2 separate regions of the Homo sapiens genome follow, and region 1 is linked to region 2. The links are chromatin loops, found by intact Hi-C in ENCODE. Cell type or tissue: K562. All regions are shown on one strand. Links, peaks and the distances in the headings refer to the core of each region. The heading gives the core; the rest is flanking DNA.

Evidence for each region. Hi-C counts contacts between places; a loop is a spot of excess contacts. Peaks named below come from ENCODE experiments on the same cell type or tissue, not always from the same donor. Only the 100,000 strongest peaks of a DNase experiment are listed, where the experiment ranks them.
Region 1: a loop joins it to region 2, with 4 times the contacts of the local background. A loop is called at or near these places in 3 of 110 quality-filtered maps.

Annotation. Positions count from the first base shown.
Region 1 is chr14:68,520,987-68,526,355 of GRCh38, forward strand. It overlaps LOC124903334 (a long non-coding RNA gene), which reads right to left. Exons shown (of 3, transcript XR_007064223.1): 2 at 1,629-5,369; 3 at 1-1,435. It also overlaps a transcript of RAD51B not described here. Among named protein-coding and RNA genes, the nearest start is that of RAD51B-AS1, 160 kb to the right of the region's middle. In K562, for the core only: a CTCF peak has its summit at 3,230; no DNase peak of the experiment used is centred there.
Region 2 is chr14:68,813,864-68,819,232 of GRCh38, forward strand. No RefSeq gene overlaps it. Among named protein-coding and RNA genes, the nearest start is that of ZFP36L1, 23 kb to the left of the region's middle. RefSeq lists enhancers at 1,160-1,279, 1,885-2,104, 2,185-2,414, 2,431-3,170, 3,045-3,094 and 1 more and a silencer at 2,555-2,944. In K562, for the core only: a CTCF peak has its summit at 2,996 (motif pointing left); DNase peaks (open chromatin) are centred at 848, 2,578 and 2,948; H3K4me3 peaks cover 763 bases.

The DNA.
Region 1 (5,369 bases), core at 153-5,152, 290 kb before region 2:
GGGGTAAGGGCACATGGAGCGTTTTGTTTGAGGTACTTGAAAGGGAGATGTCAAGTAGGCAACTGAATATCCAAATCAAGAGAGTCTGTAGTGGAGTGGTGACTCAAGCCCGCACCTGGATGAGGTCATAGGGATGGAATGTCTGAGGAGAGGCAACAGCTGGGGCCTGCTCTCTGGGCCACCCATATGCAGAGCTCACGAAGGAGGCACTCCCAGAGAGGAGGGAGTCCCAGAAGCCATTTACAAAGGGTATTTTATGAGTGGGCAACGTGAAAGTACCAACATCAGAAAAGCACCTCAGGACCTCCAGGTCCTGACTCCCCACTCCTCCCTTCTCATGAGCCAGGCAGGCTGTCTGCAGGCCAGCCAGTGAATTGAACTGGGGCTCTCAGAGTCTGAACAGCTGGCCATGTCTTGGACAGTGCTTCATGACTCTAAGTTATTACTTTCTGTTCCTTTCCTAGTCCCTAACTCAGACCCAAGCTCTTTGCTCCCTGGAGTTTCTAAGTGTGTAGGTATTAGGAAGAGAGCAAATAAACCAGTTCACACAGATGTATGAATAATGTTTAACCAGCCAGTTCTCTTTGAGATATATTGTTGTAAAGAAGCAAAACTAAATGTCTAATCTGTGGAATTTCAGGCAACCTTATACGTTTCAGGTGGTGCCCTTGAGAGGGAAGACCTTTTGAGCTGGGGCTGCCACCCTGTTCCCTTCTAGCTTCCCTGCACTGTTCCTGCAGCAGCTTCTTTTCTTCCTCCATTTCTGAATCCCCAGAGTCTTGAAAACCTCCAGAATTTTCAGAGTGGTTCCTTTGGCACCAGTGGCCATGCATCTGACAATTACAGTAGCTAACATTTATATGTAATTGTTAGCCCCTCATATTAAACCTACATTAACCCTATGTTAAATGAAGTTAACCATAACATAGGGTTGCTGTGACTTCACAGCAAACTTCAGCCCTATGTTAACTGACTTCACAGCAACGCTATAAGGTTGGGTCGGTTACTCTTCTCTGGGTGAGGCTGTGGCTGGATGAGAGATGTTTGTTAGCTGCCTGTGGACACACAGCTGGCAGGCTGAAATTTGAAGCAGCGTCTTGCTCCCAGTCCACACTCAGGGCCGTGTGAGTGGGATGTGAGCCTGAGTCTGCCCTCCCTTGGGTTTGCTGTCCTGAGAGAACAAAAGCAAATCCGTGTTCTGGTTCTCTGAGATAGCTCTTACTAGACCTGGCTCAGTTTGACCCCTTTCTGCTGCTGGAAAGGAGGACAGTGCAGGTCAAAGCCCTGGTTGCTGATTACAGACAAGATGGGAGTCATGTGGGGTGTCAGCTTCTGTCTCCTGAGAGAGAAAACCGAAAAATGCTACCTGAATTTCCAGGATGAGGTTGAAGGCACAATCTTTTCAGGCCAAATCTCTTGGGCAGAATTGAAGAGACTGCAAAAAAAATATGGAAGTTACCCTCACCGTTTCTGGGATGTCTGAATTCCTCCCTCTCTGGAATGGAGCCGCTGGAAGGCTCCATAATCCTCCCTCTCCTGGCTCAGAGGCCCAGCTACACTTTCTAAAACAACCCAGAGCCATCTGATTTCAAGCATGTACCGGCTCGTGTGTGGAAGACAGTAATTACCTCCATTCCAGTTAGGAAAGCTGAAACCTGCCTTTTTCATGCCTCAAACAATTATCGAAGTGCCTTTTGAAGCTCTGGATAGAAGAGAAAAGCAAAACAAACCAAAGAGCCAATTAGAGCCTGGGATTTGAGGGTGGCTTAGTTTTGTGCAGTGGGACTTGGGAGGAACTGTGGGAGAGGGTCAGAGGTCACCCCAAACCTCCAGCTGCCAACCAACTTTGCCTGTGCCAAAAGAACATTATTTTGCATTGAAAATCAAGGCTCCTCTCCCTGACTCAGGAACAATTTGCAGGAACAACCTCTGCATCAGCTGTGAAGAGGGCTCCCTGATTAAATAAGGCCTGGAATGCATTTGATGTTGAACAAAACAGTTCTCTGACAGCTTTTCTTACTTGCCATTAGAATGCTTCCCCTTCAGCTGAAACTTGGTAAGATAAAGTGAATCCCCGGGGACCCTTTTGTTTTGGTGTACATATTTGAGGAATTTTTGTGGCCTGTGTTCCATTTGGAGTTAAGGTTCTTGGTCCCTGAAGTTCTTCCAGGCTTGGTGGTAGAAGCTGGCAATTCAGAGGCAGGCTGTGATGAGAGTAGAAAGCGGATACCAGGCATGAGGGCAGAGGAGAGCAAGTGGCCCTGCCCTGGGATGGGAAGCCTGAGGGCTTTTTTACAGTCCCCAAGGAGAGTTCCCTGACATTCAACACTGCCACAAGGCGCAGAGTGGAAAGTGGAGTTGGGGCATGGTGGGGTTGAAGCTGGATTAGAATGGACTTGGCCAAGATCTGTTCGTGATGTCTGGGGTGGCCTTTTGGATTAACAGGATTTGATTCACTGTGAAGGCAACGTAGCACTGTCTGGGAGGTTCCCTTTTGAGTTTGGGTGAGAATCAGGAAGACAGCCAGCACCAAAGAGCCCTGAGAGAACCCACTATGCCTTATTTACATCCCTAACCCAAACTGGATAGAGGAGCTTTCTCTTGGCCCTGGCATAAGTGCCCGGCTTTCCATCTGCCTATCATTTACCCCCTCAACAGTGGGCTTTGATGTCTACCCTCCACTACAAGAAAAAGCATTTGTAGGAATGCCTCTTGGTGTATGTGGGGGACTGCCCCTTAGTATAGGGAAAGTTGTCCTCCATACACAAAGGTTTTGTATCCTGCAAGTGCTGTATTTTCTATCTGTGTTTGGTTGAAAAAACAAAAACCTACATATAAGTAGACCCAGGCAGTTCAAGTCCATGTTGTTCAAGGGTCAAATGTATTCCTATAAAGCAAAACAAAGAAGCATATTGCTTAGGAATGTGTCTGTCGTGCTCAAAATGGAGTGAATATCAATGGTCTGGTGGCATCAAAATGGCCAGTTCTGTGACAGTAAAAGAGGTTTGTGTCTTATTTAATCTTTTGATAATAATAACAGCTATGGTGTATCACAGCTTTACCAAGTACCAGACACTGTTCTAAGGGCTTTGCATGGTTCACTCACTCCTTACGTCATCCCTCGGTGGCAGGTGCTGTAATTATCCTTATATTGCAGACAAGGACATTGAGACAGAGGTCAAGCCACCTTCCCAAGGGCACACATGGCATCTGCACTGCTCCTGACCGACCGACAGAGAGAGCTGCTGTCACGATCCTCAAATGAGCTATGCATGTCAAAAGTTTAAAAATAAAAAAGATAAAAACATGCACAAAATTTAAAAAGTAAACCATTTCAGGCTGGACAGACTGAAACTGAGAGATGGCCAGAGAAGAGTATGAAAGATAAATCTATGGACAGAGTAAACCCTGACTGGCTTGAAATTAGGGCCCTTACTCCTCCACACTCCTGACGGGTTGGTTCAAGACCAAGAAATAGAAGCACATTGTGAGTTCTACGCTGCTGCCCTGGGAAACACACAGGCTAAACACACCCACAGGCTCGAGCTGGCTTTGAAGTTGTGCCTAACAGATCCGAGATGCATGATGAAGGAATGTTCTGGATGCGTTCTTCTGAGATTTTAGAACTGAGTTAACTCACGTTCTCCTACAAACTGTCCCTTGTAGTCGCTGTTCAGAAGGATTCCAGGCTGCCTGTGTCAATGATTTGACCCCACAGGATGGTTCTTTTTTAGGTTCTGACAGGGAGCAGAAATGAGTTTTTTGACTCAAGAAGATGGACGTAGCTGTAGTTCTTTAAAAACCATTTATGTGATTTCCAGTGTTTTCTCTGAGGCAGGTCTCCAACGATTTCTCTCCAGCATGTGGCAGAGACCACCAGCTGCTTAGCAGGCCCTCAACTGGGCCAAGAATGTTCGTGATAGGGGTTTCCACCCTTTCCATCTGTGGCCTGTGATAGGCAGAGTAATGGCCTCCCAAAGACGTCCAAGTCCTGATCCTTTGAACCTGTGCATATGTTACATGGTGAGGGAGAATTAAGGAAGCAAAAAAGGTGCTAATCAGTTGGCTTTGGGATAGAAAGCTTGTCCTTGGCCAAGCATAATCACAAGGGTCCCAGTATGTGGAAGAGAGAGGCAGAAAACTCAATGTCAGTAAAGCGATGTAAGAAAGACTCAATGGGCCATTATCAGCTTTGGAGATGGAAGGGGCCATAAGCCGAGGACTGAGGGCCACCTCTAGAAGCTGGAAAAGGCAAGCAAATGGATGTTCCTCTAGAGCCTCTAGAAAGGAACATCGCCTTCCAGATGTCTTAATTTTAGCCCAGTGAGACCCATGTCAGACTTTTGGCCTCCAGAATTATAAGATAAATTTTCCTTGCTTTAAGCCATTCCATTAGTGGTAACTTTTACAACAGCAATAAGAAAGTAATTCAAAGTTATCTGGGTTTTCAACCCTCAGGTCATAGGACCTGGAGGACATTGTCCCATGAGCTGGGAAGTGAAAATCATGGTGGTCACCTTAGCATCCTTCCCACTGACCATCTGGGAATTCTCATGGTTCTCCTGGCTAAGCCCCACCTGCATATGAGCACTTCAGCCATCAGAGTTTCCCTGCAATGGGGTCTCTTCTTGACGAGTGATGTTCCATTTCTTAGCAGTGTTGCCAGGGCCTCTCCTTAGTGTGGTCCAGACATCCTATAGCATTACAACAAGCTGCTTTTCACACCCACACTCGCCCCAAATGCCAAACACTTCCAGCCAGCACAGGGTCTGGGGGATTTTTCTCCCCTTCCAGATAGCCAGCCACAACTTCAATGAGCTCCGGCATATGGAATTAGCATGATAGAACCATGACATGCCAAGTGCCGGGAGCCAACCTGAGCCATTCTTGGGTTTGAGAAGTTATCAACTGGGAAATACTTGTGATTTACAATTTTCTTCTGTCCTCCACCATTCCATCACATGAACATCCAAGTCAAACTCCTGAGCTGGGTTAAGAAATTGGAATTCCTGAGGCTCTGGTTCAGGTTCTTACTACCTCTGTGACATTGGGAAAGTTGGTTACCATCATAGCGCCTCAGTTTTCTTATCTGTAAAATGGGGAAAATACATGAGTTAATATATGTCAAGTGCTTAGTGAACTGTCTGGGTCATGTTCAGTGCTATAAAAATGTTCATTGTTGTTGTTGCTGTTGTTTCTATCGTTGTTATTATTAAATGGGTCCCAAATCTTGAGGCAAGTCATTTGGAAAACCAGCTTGTTCGTGCTTTGCCACATATAGTCATGTGCCACATAACAATGTTTTGGTCAACAACTGACCACATACAGGACTATATAGCCTAGGTGTGTAGTAGACTATACCATCTAGG
Region 2 (5,369 bases), core at 128-5,127:
CTCAAGAATGTTCTCGAAAGGTCCTTGGGCTTTGAGACCTTCACAATGCAGTCATAAGATTATCCTGAGCTTCTGAAAGCCCCCTGGCTCCAGAGAAGAGAGCAATCTCTGGCTGCTAAACCTTGAGTGCAAAGGCTAAGGGCACGCCGGGGCCAGAATGCCTGGGTTCAAATCCTAGCTCTGCTATGTATTAGCTCTGTAACATTGGGCAAAGTACTTAACCCCTGTTTCCTCCTCTGTAAAATGAGGATAACTATGGCCCTATAGGGCAGAGTCGTTGCCTAGAACAGTAGAGAACTCAAAATTAATTTAGCAAGGGGCCCTCCTCTGCCCAGTGGGATGTGCTACTATTGACCCCATGGGGTTCTGGAAGAAATCAACATGCTACTACAATGGAAGGCATTTGAAGGAAGTGGAAAGTTTTCACAGAAAGTAGCCCAGAGACATGCACAGAGTGCTGCTCTCTGTGCAGACCAGAAACCCCAAAGATTTGTGCCTCTTTCTGTCAGAATGCAGCTTTCTGGAGCCCACCGGGCTATAGAAGCTGCATGGCGTCTGGAATGGGAATGGGTTGGCCTAGTCTTCCCCTGGAGGTATGGAGAGGAAAGGTGACACTTTCAGGCTTTGTGCAGGACAAGCAGAGAATATCACTCAAATCCAAGCTGGCTGCCCTGTGGGGGACACAGGCCCATGCCGGCAGGCCTGGGGAGAGCCACCGCTTGCTGAGGTTAGGCCAGCACCAGTGGGTGTGAGGAACCCACCTCCAGTCTCAAGAGCAGGGTTGGGCTTCCCTGGATGGGGAGGAAAGGGTTAAGCCGGCTTGGGCTCTGGAGGGAAAGCACTCGGCAGCTATAAACAGAGAGCCTAGGGAGGGAGGGGGCTGACAGGATGTGGCCAGGGCTCGAGCTGTCTGATTATTAACTTCACTTTTATTTGGAGGGGGATTTGATTCTCTGTTTTACTTCCCATCAAGGAAGTGAAAGCCCAGGTCTCAGAGGGGCCTGGTTTCAAATTGTTTTGTCACAGCTCATTTATTTTTCCTTTTAAATAAATAAACAAAACCACCTCTTTGTTTTCCCCTTAATGAGCATTCAGCAAATCATCTGTGGGTGAGGCATGAACGGGGTTTTCTGGAGTCCTTCATGGGAGAACATTTGGCTTATTATTTTAAAAGGAAAAAGCAAGGATGTCTCCTTTAGCTCCCAGTCTTCTCCAAGGCTGTGAAGGCACTTTCTCTTTTGCCTCCTCTGAAATACCGACCTAGACCAGCGAGGAGTCTGAAATCACAGCCTCAAGCTCGGCCAAGGCCCCAGGAGCTTCCTTGGTTGGACCTTGGGGCTGGACCCGCAGCCTGCCATTCCATCTGACAGGCCCTGACCCTGAGGCCACGCAGAGGAAGCACCCAGCACGGGCTCAGTGGTTTGTCTTCTTGCTTGGGCTCAGACCCATGGCTTTTGTTCCTCTGACACCCTGACATTTCTACTAAAATAACAAAGCAATTAAACACACAAAAGGATTCCATGACAGCCTTAAAAAACACCATTACATGTTCCTTTACCCAAGGTTGAAAACATTTGGGAACTTGATTTCCAACATCAAAATCCAGATCAAAACCCATTCAACAATCCCATGATCCCCTTGCAACAACCCTTTCCTGGCCAGTATCACAGGGTGCCGACCCTCACAGGGTCTCACAATTCAACAATTCAGTGAGAGAGGATGCAGCAACAAAGACTGTAACGAAAAAACAAGAGAGTCTAGGGTCTCACATCAACAATTCAGTGAAAGAGGATGCAGCAACAAAGACTGTAAGGGAAAAACAGGAGAGTCTACAGCTGAAGCTACTGCTACTCAAGGTGGGCAGAGAACGGAAGAGACGGATTCTGTTGGAAACTAAGAGGGGAAATCCAGGAAGGCTTCCTGGTGGAGCTGATCTTTAAGCTGAACCTTGAAGGACTGGTAAGATGAACGGATGTTCTGGAACCTGAGAAACACCCAAGTACCAGAGAGACAGCATCCATGTGTGAACTACTCTAGACAGAGGCAACAGGCGTGGTGGGGCCTGGGGCTCCTCAGAATGGCACCTCAAGTCCCCATGGTGGTCAGGGACTGGAATGCATCGGCCGCCTGCAGCCAGCTCCGCGGGGCCAGTCCCTGACCTCTGGCTCGGAGATTGGTGTGCCCGGTGAAGGAGTTGCCCAAGCATCTTAGGCAACCAGATACTACGCCTGGCCTTGGACCCTGCCACTTGCCTGCCCCACAAAAACCTGCTGACCGCTGTGACCTACTTTAACGCCCTCTGACTTCCCGCTCTTTGAATATGGGGCAAAAAGAAGAAGGGCGACTGGCACCATCCAATTCACTTGAGGCTCGGAGGCTCAGGCCTGCCTTCCTGGCGGCTACTGGGGTGGCGTTTCCCAGCACCCCCGGGAAGCTACCAAGGTCCAGGGCTCTCCTGGGCTTCTGCGACGCCCACGCACTCCTGCGGCCGAGCTTCGCGGTCGGGCTCTCCCGTCGCCACCCCGGCGTCTGCTCAGCCGCGAGCGAGAACCAAGCCGGGCCGGGCGCGGGGCCCGGGCGAGGCCGCCAAGATGGCCGACGCGCTCGGCAGCGCGCGGATCACGCGGGAAGGCTGCCCTTGGCCTCCCGGGAAACAGCCAAGGTTCCGCCGCCCTCCTTGGCGCTCTGCCCCGGCCGGCCTGCCGGGATCTCCTCCCCGGCGCGGTCTGCGGCTCCCGGGGCCTCGCAAACCTTCCAGGCCCGAGGCCATCCAGACGTGCACACCAGGCCCGGCCCGCGAGGGGAGACACAGGGGCCGGGGCTGCGGCGGCTGAGCTCCCTGGGCGGCTCGGAACGCAAGGGGCCGGCGAGCCGACGCTGCTGCAGGAGGCTGCGGCGTGGGGCGAGGTTCTCGCTACGGCTTCGTTCCCGTCCTCCCGCGGCCGCTCTCCCCCGGAAGCCCTCGGAGGCAGCACGATGGACGTGGCCACACTGCCCTCCAGTGGCCAGCTCGCCGAACAACACGTCTGGGCCCCTTTTGGGGGTCTGGGTGACGTGTCCACCCTCTCTCTGCCCTTTGCTACATTTGAAGGTGGGGTTTGCTCATCCATGGTTCCTCTTACAGGTCACCAAAGCTGCCACAGTGCACACTCACCCAACAGCAGGGGATTTGCCGCCTTCGGTGGTTCTCAAACTTCAGTGTGCACAGGAATCCCCCCTTGGACAGTTCTTTCAAACCCGGATTGCTGGGTCCCCCAACCAAGTCAGAGAATTTGCATTTCTAACAAATCCTCAGGCGATGCTGAGCTGCTGGTCCGCTGGTCCTGGAGCCACACTTAGAGAACCACTGGCTCGGCTCACTCTTTCTCTCACGGGGTTTCTGTCATCTACTCATTTAATACAGAATATGTCCTGCTAGCCCCGGAGGACGAGTGGACGGAACAACTTTCTCACCCCTCGCGGAGCTTAGTCTAACGGAGGAGACAGACTTGTTTCAACAAATCACCTAGAAAGAAATATAAGATTCCATTTGAAAAGACTTTCAAATTCCTATGAAGGAAAAGAATCAGGTGCTCAGAGAACATATATAAATGGGGCACTCATTTAGATTTGGGATGGGAAGGTTCTTGAGGAAGACCTCTCTGAGGAAACCCTTAAGCTGAGGCCAGGAGGAGGGATGAGGTCCTGAGGGGAATGGGGAGGGGACTGGAACTGGCAGGAGGAGCAGGTAAGATGCAGACCCTGTCTGTAGAAGCAGAGACTGGTAGGGGGCCAGGCAGGGGGTCACAGCCTCCTAGGCCCATGCCTCTGGTACCCACAGAGCTGCCTCCTCAGAAGGGCAGCATCCAGGGGAGAAGAGGGCCTGCCTGCATGCTCAGATCTTAGCTACCCCCGTCAGTGCCAAGAAGAATGCTCCACCTTGAGGAACCCCAGCCAGGTGCCCACAGCCCACAAACTTCTCTTTGCCTGAGCAGATTTATGTAGGTACCTTCTGTAAGGCCTGAAGGGCAGTCACATCTGATGGAACCAGGTCTGCTGAGTAATGATGAACAGACATGATGTTACCATCTACCCATCAATGCCCTCAGTGTGCCATCTCCTCCCTCCTGCAGTCCAGGATCCAGCTGTTTCTCCAATGAGCATTTTTAAGCACCTACTATGTGCTCTGCACTAGGATCACTGCAATGCTCTGTGGGGCATGGCACAAAGAGGCCAGCCTGCCCTAGGAGGCGCCAAGCACCCTGGAGGGCAGGTAGGTGGAGTACACCCTCCCCGCCCCAGTCTCAGCTCCAGCCTGCTGTGTGCACCCCCACCCCACCCAAACATCCCTGGGGTCACTCATTGCAGGTGGGCCAGGCTGACAAATGGCAGCCAGGAATTCTAGTGTTCTAATGATTCTTACTTTGTATCAATGCCAGCTTGATGGCAGGGGCCAGGATGACCACCAACCACTGCCACTTTATCCCTTGTGCTGACAAGGAGGTATCATCCCATTAATCCTGTTACCTTGCTCAGTCCCTTCTGTCCCGTTTTCACATCTGAAAAATGTGGGGTGCGGATGAGTTGTGTTAGATGATCTCCAAGGGTTTCTGATCCATGCCTAGCCCACCAGTGCACTGTTGGAGAGATGGACGAGAACAGCCCTGCCCAATGACCCCATGACCCTAGCATTATGCAAAGCAAGGCCTTTGTCGTTAACAGACTCCAGGTTAGGGGAAGGGAGCGGGGAGCAGCTGAAAAACTATGTGCAGCTTTAGAATCAATCAAATCAATCCAACTCTATTCCTGACTCTGTGATAGCCAGTAAGTGGTTTAACTTCTCTGAGCCTGTTTCCTCATCTGAGAAATGGGAATAGCATGGTACCTACCTCACTGGGCTGTTCTGAAGATTACTGATAATAGCTACCACTTAGCAAGTGCTTGATCCGTGCCAGGCAGCACACTAGAGGCTTCCCATCCACTCCATGAGGTCATGTGCAGAAGTACTGGTCCCATGCCAGCAAGGAGTAGGGCTCCATCACAGTTGTTAACGCATGACACCCCTACTGCTCTGCACACATATATTTATGTAGTCCTACGGCCCTACTGCTCTGCACACATATATTTATGTAGTCCTACGGCCCTACTGCTCTGCACACATATATTTATGTAGTCCTACGGCCCTACTGCTCTGCACACATATATTTATGTAGTCCTACGGCCCTACTGCTCTGCACACATATATTTATGTAGTCCTACGGCCCTACTGCTCTGCACACATATTTAACAGGCGAAGGGGCTTAGCAAGCTCTTGGCACATAATAAGCACTCAATAAACGGTGGGCTTCATCATTAGCCAGAGAGAAGGGACTCTGTGAGGAGGTCCTACA